2 separate regions of the Homo sapiens genome follow, and region 1 is linked to region 2. Evidence: read pairs that join two places in POLR2A ChIA-PET (ENCODE). Cell type or tissue: MCF 10A. All regions are shown on one strand.

What was found. Peaks named below come from ENCODE experiments on the same cell type or tissue, not always from the same donor. Only the 100,000 strongest peaks of a DNase experiment are listed, where the experiment ranks them.
Region 1: POLR2A ChIA-PET joins it to region 2 with 5 read pairs; 2 of 35 experiments call an interaction of 5 or more read pairs at or near these places.

Annotation. Positions count from the first base shown.
Region 1 is chr9:84,000,047-84,005,046 of GRCh38, reverse strand. It overlaps RMI1 (RecQ mediated genome instability 1), which reads right to left. Exons shown (of 3, transcript NM_001358291.2): 3 at 973-4,096. The coding sequence starts at 4,060. The coding sequence ends at 2,183. Among named protein-coding and RNA genes, the nearest start is that of RMI1, 22 kb to the right of the region's middle. In MCF 10A, no CTCF peak of the experiment used is centred here; no DNase peak of the experiment used is centred here.
Region 2 is chr9:84,135,323-84,140,322 of GRCh38, reverse strand. No RefSeq gene overlaps it. Among named protein-coding and RNA genes, the nearest start is that of SLC28A3-AS1, 140 kb to the left of the region's middle. In MCF 10A, no CTCF peak of the experiment used is centred here; DNase peaks (open chromatin) are centred at 812, 2,192 and 3,972.

The DNA of each region.
Region 1 (5,000 bases), 140 kb after region 2:
TATCCTACAATGCACACAGGACAGCCCCATAAGACTTATCCTACCAAAAACGTAGCAGCAGAATAACAGAGAAACAAGCACAGTAAAAACACACATAATATTAGTCTGTACAACGTACAGGAGAGCATGCAAGTGGGCAGGGGAATTCATGAAACACTGTAACAGGCACCTAAAGCTTAAACTGAATTGGAAATGATTTAGGAAGGTAGGGGGATCAGGCACTATAAGCATGAGTATGAAAGTAAGAGGTATATTCTTCCACATGTTTAGTGCACTACAAATAACTTGGTACCCCTAAAACTCAGAGGCAAAGAGTAATGGGGCAAGATAAGGCTAAAAAAGAAGTCAGGGGCCAGATCACGAAAGTCCTTACTTACTCAATGAGGAGTTTGGACTTCACCCTATAAGTAATGGGGTGGGAGGAGGTTGGTATTAAAGGTTAATGAAGAGAAAACAAGAAGAAACTTATTTTCGAAAGATCACTCTGCTAACATTATGGAGTACGGTTTGAGGGCAAAATAAGATAAAAGACCAATTAGTAAACCACTGCAGTAATCCAGGCCAGAGAAGACTAGAAACAGGATGTACCAAGAACCAATATAGTAGCATAGATTGATAAAAAGTACGATAGCCAGTCTTTAATGACAATATGAAAAGAAGTTCTAATCCCAATTTTCAAGCCCCATTCACAGAGATGAGAGTATAGAAGGAGAAAATTTAATGAAAAGATAATGAAAGATAAAGCTATCCCATTCAGATCACTTATTAAAAAGCTATGCAAGTATATAGACAAGATTATTACTAGGGCATATATTAGCAATATCTGTGTCCTGGTGCTTTGAACCCTGATACAACAATGAAAATATTTTAAAATCTTTCTCTTCTACTTCTATTATCATACATCATACATGTATTTATCTTACTTCCTGATATTTCGTTACATTATTTTCAATAAAATAAAACACCAATGTATTTTGTTATTTAAGGATTTGTTTAATGTTTTAAAATTCAAAGCACTTTAAATTATTTTAAGACAAAAGATTAATAAAAACAACATTACCTTTCAAATACAACTTTATAACAGCACAGTGGAAGAATGGTAAACAGTCCCTCTTTTTTTTAAAAAAAAATCAGTACTTAAAACCAAAGGAAGGCTTATATGTACAGCTAATTCAGAAAGGGAACAATGACACCTAAAGACATAGATAAATGCTTCATTTTAATCCAATAAATGTCCTACCTACTGGATCTTAATAATGATGTTTTCAATATGCCATTTAAAATAAACTATCCTTGAAAATAAAGTTTTAAATCATTCAATATAATCTATGAAATAGCATCTAGTTAACTAGATTACCTTAAATATACCAAATATTATAATCAGCAAAATAAAAACCAGTAAATCAATTTGTATCTGAAAGCCTGATGTTCTGATCTACTGGATTTTAATTTTTTTTCCCTAAGATTAACAATATAAACAAATCTTTTGGGTACTCAACATATTATGACAAGCTCAGGCATGTTCAGGGTGGTATGGCCATAGACAGTACCAACATATTAGAAGGAAATTACCTATTTATAATTATTAACTTTCAAAAATATGACTCACCACCGAACACCAGTACAATATTTTAGCAATCATCTTATGTGACGTGACAAGTGGAAAACAAATTTCTCAACAATAGTGGGTCACCATATTCCTCCATCTAACAGTTACTTTTAAAAAAAGTAAACTTTGGAGGCCATGACGGCAGGAGTGAGAGGCCAGGAGTTTGAGACCAATCTGGGCAACATAGCAAAACTCTGTCCCTACAAAACAATAATAGTAATTATAAATTAGCTGGGCATGGTGGTACATGCCTATAGTCCCAGCAACTCAAGAGGCTAAGGCAGGAGGATCGCTTGAGCTCAAGAGGTTGATGCAATAACCTATGATCATGCCACTGCACTCTAGCCTGGGCAACAGAGCAATACCCTGACATTAAAAAAAAAAAAAAAAAGATTAACTTATTTTCAAAAGCTCCACATATAACAAACATGATTAAACACTTTAAAATTAAACTGAAATAAGCTATGAAATTTCATTTTTCCTTTTTACACAAAGTATCATAAGTAAAATTGTGAACAAATTCTAAATATTTCCTTGTTGTTTTTAATTGTTCCTAATACTATTTTAGTTTAATTATTTATTTAACCGCTTCTTTAGATTCTCAAGGTGTTCCATATTAACATCTTGTAATGCCAGTACCATTGCTTTAGACAAGGAAGGATTAAATGAAATAGTCATTAGACAGCACAAATCTATTAGATCTCTTTGACATTTCTGCAACCCTTCCAGGAACTTTTGGTATTGAAGAGGATCCTTTTTTGACTGTTTCATTTCTGGTACTGAGAACCCTATCAAGCTAGTAAGTATTTCATCCACAAAGTCTACATCTAGATATGCAGTACCATCAGACACCTTTGCAGTTATACTCCAAATACCACCAGAACTTGAGAGATTTCCAGTTAAGGTTACAATAAATGCTTTCACTTTCACTGTTGTAACTTCCTTTGGTTTGCTGGCCATTAGAACAGACAAATAGACAAAGGGTGGAGAATACAAATCCATGGCAATAGAAAGATTAATGCTATTCTCTGATGATCTTAAAGAACAACTCTGTAAATTACAATCATTTTCATTAGAAATTTGTGAATTCCTTTTCTGTACATAGTTGACCACCTCTCTATTTAATATTTTATTATTTAAGGAATGGCTATCTGAACTGCTGGTTTGTTTTATTTTATTATCTGTCTCTAAGTTCTTTTCTTTATTTGTAAAATCATGGGCTAAGGGTACATTACAATGAACTGAAAAAATACTCCTGTTTTGGTCTCTAACAGATGGACAACCAAATGATTTGTCTTCATTAGTCATTTGTTCAGATACATTTTTTTCACTCCAATTATTGTTTCCATTTTTGCAAGTCAAAGAAAAGTTATTCGTAGTATTAGGATTATGTGAAAATCTCTCTATACTTCGATCGGCATTTCTGTTAAAAGTCAATGGTTGCAATTCCTTAGTTTCCATCTGTTCTTTCTGGACAGTTTCTTCTAAAAGCAAGGCCTCCTCCAGTGAAAAGTCATCTAATTCTCCATCCATTACATGTATAGATAGGTTTGATGGTTCCTCTTTTGGTCTTGGAGAAATAACAAATTCTGGCTCAAAACTTGACTGTCTTGTGGGAATGGTATTTGAGGAACTACCTGTGGTGAAACATCGTTCTGAGGAAGTGTCATTATTTGCTGTAAGCTCATCATTTTCATCAAGACTTGCCAAGAGTTCTTCATCAGAAGGACCTAATGCAGGATCTAGAACATCTGTAACTCTGGGAATGTTTTCGTTAGAATTGTTTGGTATGACTGAAACTACAAGATCAGGTTCCCCTATTAATCTTGCAAGTACTTTTTCTTGGGCATATTCTTCTAAAAGAGCATCTACTTCACCTCCTAACACTTTCACGTTTTCTGGTTTCAATAAGAGAACACCAAGACGGAAAGATATATTTCCATAAATCAAAATTTTTGTACCTGGAGGAAGATCACTATGAAGAATTGGAATAGGCTGATATTCCATTCCCTGTATTTGTACGATTCCATCAGTTAGCTGCAGCATCAACATTCGTGAAGGCTTTGCTTCCCAAGGTTTTGGGGTTACTTGTGCTTCAGCTGTAACTAGATCATTTGTTGTATTCTTTCCTCTCAACTTCTGTATCTGGGAGTATGCAGGCTGACTTACATCAACCAAGGAATTAATCTGCAGAGCATAAAATCCATTTAATTCTCCTTTTGGAATTTCTAAAATGCCATCGGGTAAAAGAGGATGCTCCAAATCCCTCAGATCAGTAAGGAGCCACTGCTCAAACACTTGTTTATTCATTTGGGCCTGACTCAAGTTAACATTATTATTTTCTTCTTGAATCCAGTTAATACAAGCTTCCAGCCACATCGGAGGTACTTTAACATGCCATGCAGCTAAAAGCCAAGTTTCAGCTCTTAATGCAATACTAGTCACATTCATTTCTTTTAAATAAAAGAAATAATATGCATCTATTACCTGAAAACAAAAAACAAAAAAATTTAGATAATTCAGTATATTTGAATACAGCTTCTGTAATTCTCTACAATGCACAGACAGGCACACCCTTTAGATTTTTCACTCTTCAGCATCTTACATGGTCGAAATTGAAACACTACACATAATCAGATGGTAAAATGAGAAAATCAAAAGGTTTGAGACAGCTATACCTAGGTTTGAAAGCTGGCTCTGTCAAGTTACAAGATATGTGACCTAATATAAAATTCTCAACTTCTGTAACCAGTTTTTTCATCTATAAAATGTCAACACTACCATCTATCTTATAGGATTGTTAACAGGATCACATGAATTATATTTGTAAAGCATAATGTCAGACCTATAAAGGATATTCAGTAAACAGTAGTTACATTAGCCTCCCTTATCTATGGGGAATATGCTCCAATACCCCCAGTGGATGTCTGAAACTCTAAATATTATCAAACTTAATATATATTATTTTTTTAAATCCGATGACCAACCAGCTACTAAGTGACTAAAGGGTGGGTAGCATAAACAGCATAGATATGCTGGACAAAGGGATGATCCAAGTCCAGGGTATGATTTCATCACACTATTCGGAACAGCACTAAATTTAAAACTTATGAATTATTTCTGGAATTTTCTGCTAAATATTTTCAGACCTTGGTTGACTGCAGATAACTGAAACCACAGAAAGCAAAACCACGGAGAAAGGGAGACTACTGTATAATATATTATAATTGATCTAATAATCACATTCTAATCATTTAAAATTTAGTTAAGAAACAATGTTCACTAATGTTCTTTATGTATGTGCAATAGTTCTAATTTAACTCTATTAAAACATACCACTGTGTCTGTCCATTTAGTACTTGAATATGTGGTCTAAAGATAAAATTATAAC
Region 2 (5,000 bases):
CAAGCCTAGCTTTCCCATGGAGGAAACCAGCGCTACCAGGCTCTTTGTCACCCTTCTAGATATTTCTATGCCTATACACATGTGTATACACATGTATTCAAGTAATCACACACATTCTGCCCCCACTTCCAAATGCTTGCACCACACACACGCTGAATGTTCTTAACATCTTGTGTGTCTTACCTTGTATTTTTACCCTCAAGTTTGTATTGTGGAGATTATACCCTCTCAATATAGAAAGGGATGGCTTGCATTGGGTTTTGATTATTCAATGCTTTTTTAAGGCTATGTATTTCCCAGTATGGATGTATCATAATTTATGTAAGCAATTCCATATTGATGTGTATTTGAGTTGTTTCCAGAGTCGTGCTATTCCAAGCAAAGCTGCCATAGATTTTGCAAACCCTCCAAGCTTTTATGCAAGACTACTCTAGTTTCCTTTAAAAGAAAGACATACACACCATGCTTACATAAAAAGAGAAGGCAACAAAAATCCCCTTTCCAACACACTTAGAATCTGACATTCTTTTAACAGAAGTAGCTGCTCCCCCGACAGAATCAAAACAACGCGGTAAGGATTCGGGCTGTAGAGCTGGCTCCCGTCTCATAATTCCTACTCCCATCTCAACAGATGGCTTTGTAGACAAACCACTGAGGCTCCAGGGTATAAGGATTTCTACCAAGGATATGTTTTCCTTTACCCTCTGACCCTGAGCCAGTTCATAGAAAACCCAGCTTTATTGTTTTTGCAGCCTTTCTTCCCTCAACAAACATCAAGGCTCTGCCTCCATTCCAAGCTGGCATTTCTCCCAGAAAATTGCTCCAGTGTACCTCACGCCTGCCTGGCAATGAATGCAAGTCAAGAAATTGCAAGCAAAGACCTTTAGACAATAGAAACGAAACCAAAGTGCCAGGGGACAAAAGAACGGGAAAGAGACCACTCATAAGGGAAGTGAAAGTGTTAGGCCTTGCATTATCATGTCGTTTGTCCAAATCACCTTTTGCCAACATTCGACCAAATCAAAAGGGGCCACAAGTTTCTCTCAACAACAGCCAAAAGAAATTCATCCAATAATCAAATTCCTCCAGCAGCAAGAAAGAATATCTCATGGTCACACACACACAATGTTTAATTCATTTGGGCAGATTTGGGAGAAAATGAGCTTAAATTAATAAAAAGTCAGGATGATGGACTACTTAAGGAATACAAAATGCAATCCTGTGAGCACTGAACTAGGGCAAGTGCACCATCCACAGAGCTGACCTTAAGAAAATATGCTTTATATGAAAACTGACGTGTCTGAAGTCTTTAAAAATAGTTTATCCTATAGAGCAGATTGAACATTTCCATATGAGGTTCTTCTTAATTTGAGTCACCAGACATCTTTCCTGCCCATTTTATATTAATTAATTCATGTTCCAAATCTGAAAATGCATATGGTTCTATTTTAATGCTTCGATACAGCAAAAACACAAATACTTCAAACACCCTAAAGACAGCCTTTTACTAGTTTGGAGGCTGTTTCTGCATGAAAAGTTAGCACAGTCATGCATCGCTTAATGAAAGGCATGCATTCTAAGAAATGCATTGTTACGGAATTTTGTCATGTGCCAACATCATAGAGTGCACTTTTCCAAACCTAATTTTATAGCCAACTACACACGTAGGCTAGATGGTACAGCCTATTTCTCCTAGGCTACAAATCTGTACAGCATGGGACTGTACTGCATACTGGAGGCAACTGTAACACAATGGTAAGTATTTGTGTATCTAAACATAGAAAAGGTACAGTAAACACATGGTGTTATAATCTTATGGGACTATATTATAATCTTATGGGAACATCATATATGTAGTCTATCAGTGACTAAAATGTTGTTATGTGGTGCATGACAGTATTGCAATTATGTGTCTTACTAAGGGGGTAGTCAAGGCTCAGAGACTGACCCAGCTGCTTTCCTAAAGGCTACTCAGGACAAGGGCTTTGTTATTAGACAGTGCTATTAGACTGGATGTACTTTCCCCAGATTGCTCAAGCTTTCATCCATAGTAAGTGATTATACACTGGGCTCCTTTGAGTTTAGGTACATGGAATGATGTCATGTCCTTGGCACAAGATAGCGCTGTCCTCCTGCAAGAGTTCACACCAGCTTGCAGTGGGGTAAAGTGGGGGCAGCAGAGGGAAGGAACTCAAGGACCTCAGAGACCTTTGGGCCCACACTTTTCAGAAGCCTTCTGAAATGGCAGAGCAAGTCAGGACCTGCCAAGGTATGATTCAGAATTGCAGCACCCCAAAGCTAGCAAGAAACTTGTAGGTCACTAACTCACCCCAGCCCATCCCCCGAAGCCCAGTAAGGGCTATACAGTTGGGTAAAGGCAGGACCTGGGCTAAAACTCAGGTATGTTCTTTTTTAAAGAGATAGATCTGGCTATGCTGGCAGGCTGGAGTGCAATGGCTATTCTCATGTACACTCAGGGCTCACTGCAGCCTCAAATTCCTAAGCTCAAGCAATCCTCCCAACTGAGCCTCCCGAGTAGCTGAGACTACAGGCACGCACCACCACACCTGGCTAAACTCAAGTATCTTGACTGCCAGATTGGCAGCCTGTCTCTTACAGCAGTGCTTCTCCAACTTTAACATGTGTATGAATCACCTGGGGAGCTTATTAAATGTAATTCTGATTCAGATCGAGGGTAGGGTACGAAATTTTGCATTTTGAATAAGCTTCCTGTGATGCCAGTGTTGCTAGTGGAGGACTAATTCTCTGAGAAGCACATTATTACATCTCCATTCTTAACATTTCTCAATCACAGAAAAATCCAGAAAACAGTCCCTCCTGCACTGCCTGGGATCTGAAGAAAGACAGTCATTTTCTTAATCTCTTTTTATTATTATTATTATCAAATTGACTTCAAACAATTAAGTCCCAGCCTTCTCCACTGGAGAGGTCCCTGAATTTCTGCCTAGCCACTTAGTGGGAAGGGAAAGAAAACTGTAAGACTAATATTCCCATCCTTTCTATCAGGTGAGTTTCCATCTAAAGCAGCAGCTCTCCAAGTGTCATCCACAGACCAACAGCTTCACCCAGACTCTTGGTAGAAATGCAAATTTTAAAACTCTAGGAGTGAGTCCCAGAAAGATGTGTTTTAACAAACCTCTCCAGGTGATACAGATACAGTCTCAAGTCCAAGAATCAGTGAGGTAAGACTCATAGCCAAGAGCAGCCAATCAGTGCTTGCAGCTCTGTATCAAGGAAGGGGATTGTATCCAAAAAGTGCTCGCAAAACAATCATCCTCCAGCTCCAGGACATGGACCACTTTGGAGCAAAGAATTGTATATAATCATAACCCAAACCAATGAGTCTGCATGATTATGTGGCCCACCCATGGTGTCTCTCTTCATTGAACTCAAAGATTCCCGAAGCATCAAAAAAGACACTCAAATTTGCTCCCTCAAGGGTTCCTGTCCTTCAGGAAGTACAACCGTAGTGTCCTTGGAACCACGTGTGTGGTCATAGCCCTCTCTGCCTCACACCCCTGGGTGGAGTGCTTTATATACCTGGCTCTCTCCACCAGATAAGATGACAGCTTCTTGCCATGTTCATCTGTGTGTGTGTGTACACGTGTACCCGTGTGTATGTGCCCGTGTGCCCGTGTGTGTAAACTCCTCAACTATATGTTCTTGGAACAGACACCATCTCAAGCTCCATCCTGTCAAACAGGCTGGGACACCAGCAGGTGAAGCTGATGCAGCCGACCTGTGTTCTGCCATGGTAATATTATGGAAATCCTGTAAATATAATCCCACACCTTCTACCGTCTATGCACCTCCCTCATTTTTTAAAATGAGAAACAATAAGAAAACCTCGTGAAAATGTTTGCTGTAACTTTTAAGCTTAATAAGCCCAGCCCTAATAGAACATTCGCTTCTTTGTCTGGCATATAAAGTTGTGATTCATCTGTACGCAATTCCACCTTGTTTGTTATACTGTTGCCATGACAACATTTTTCAAGTACCAAGTAAATTGTGGAAGAGCACATACAAACAGCACACTCCTATAGGTAAATACTTCATTACTATCTGCACACACATTTCATTCACTGCATCCGCTCTCTCCTATCTCAATAAACGCAGCTCTATTTACATCCAGTTTTTGAATTCTTTCCTCCCAAGGATATGTGAAAGCTTTGCTCCACCTGAAAAAGTCTAAATCAAAGACGATTTGGGTTTGAATATTTTAAAATATTTTTCTTTTTCCACAGTTATTCTGGAGGGGCTATCGACACAACAGAAGTTTTAAATATCAAACCAAGAAGTTAATATCCAAAGTTCTCTCCAACCCAAAGAGCAGACATTTCTGCCTTCCATCTCCATGCAAACCGCACAACACCCAGACACCAGTGGTGGACTTTGAGAGTTGACATCCTAGTAGTTTACATGCTTGTTGGGCATTTGTGTACTTATAGCCATACGAGCTCTAAGCCCCAAGTGGCCAGGATGTCTGTATCATATCTTGAGATGTGCTTAGATACAGATCTGTATCTCATCTTCACCTCTCCCATATCAACCAATGCAATGGTTCCATGGATAGATGCATTGGAATCATTTGGGAGCTTTCAAAAGTAGATTCCTGGGTGCCATACCTGGGAACTACGTTCTGAGTAGGTCTATAAAATGGCCATAAAAATTGTCCTTACTCAGAGGACTGTTGTGAGAATTATATGAGATCAAAAATGCACATAAGGCTGGGCGCCGTGGCTCACGCCTATAATCCCAGCACTTTGGGAGGCCGAGGCGGGCAGATCAAGAGGTCAAGAGATCAAGACCATCCTGGCAAACATGGTTAAACCCCATTTCTACTAAAAATACAAAAAAATTAGTTGGGTGTGGTGGTGCGTGCCTATAGTCCCAGCTACTCGGGAGGCTGAGGCAGGAGAATCGCTTGAACCCGGGAGGCAGAGGTTGCAGTGAGCCAAGATCGCACTACTGCAATCCAG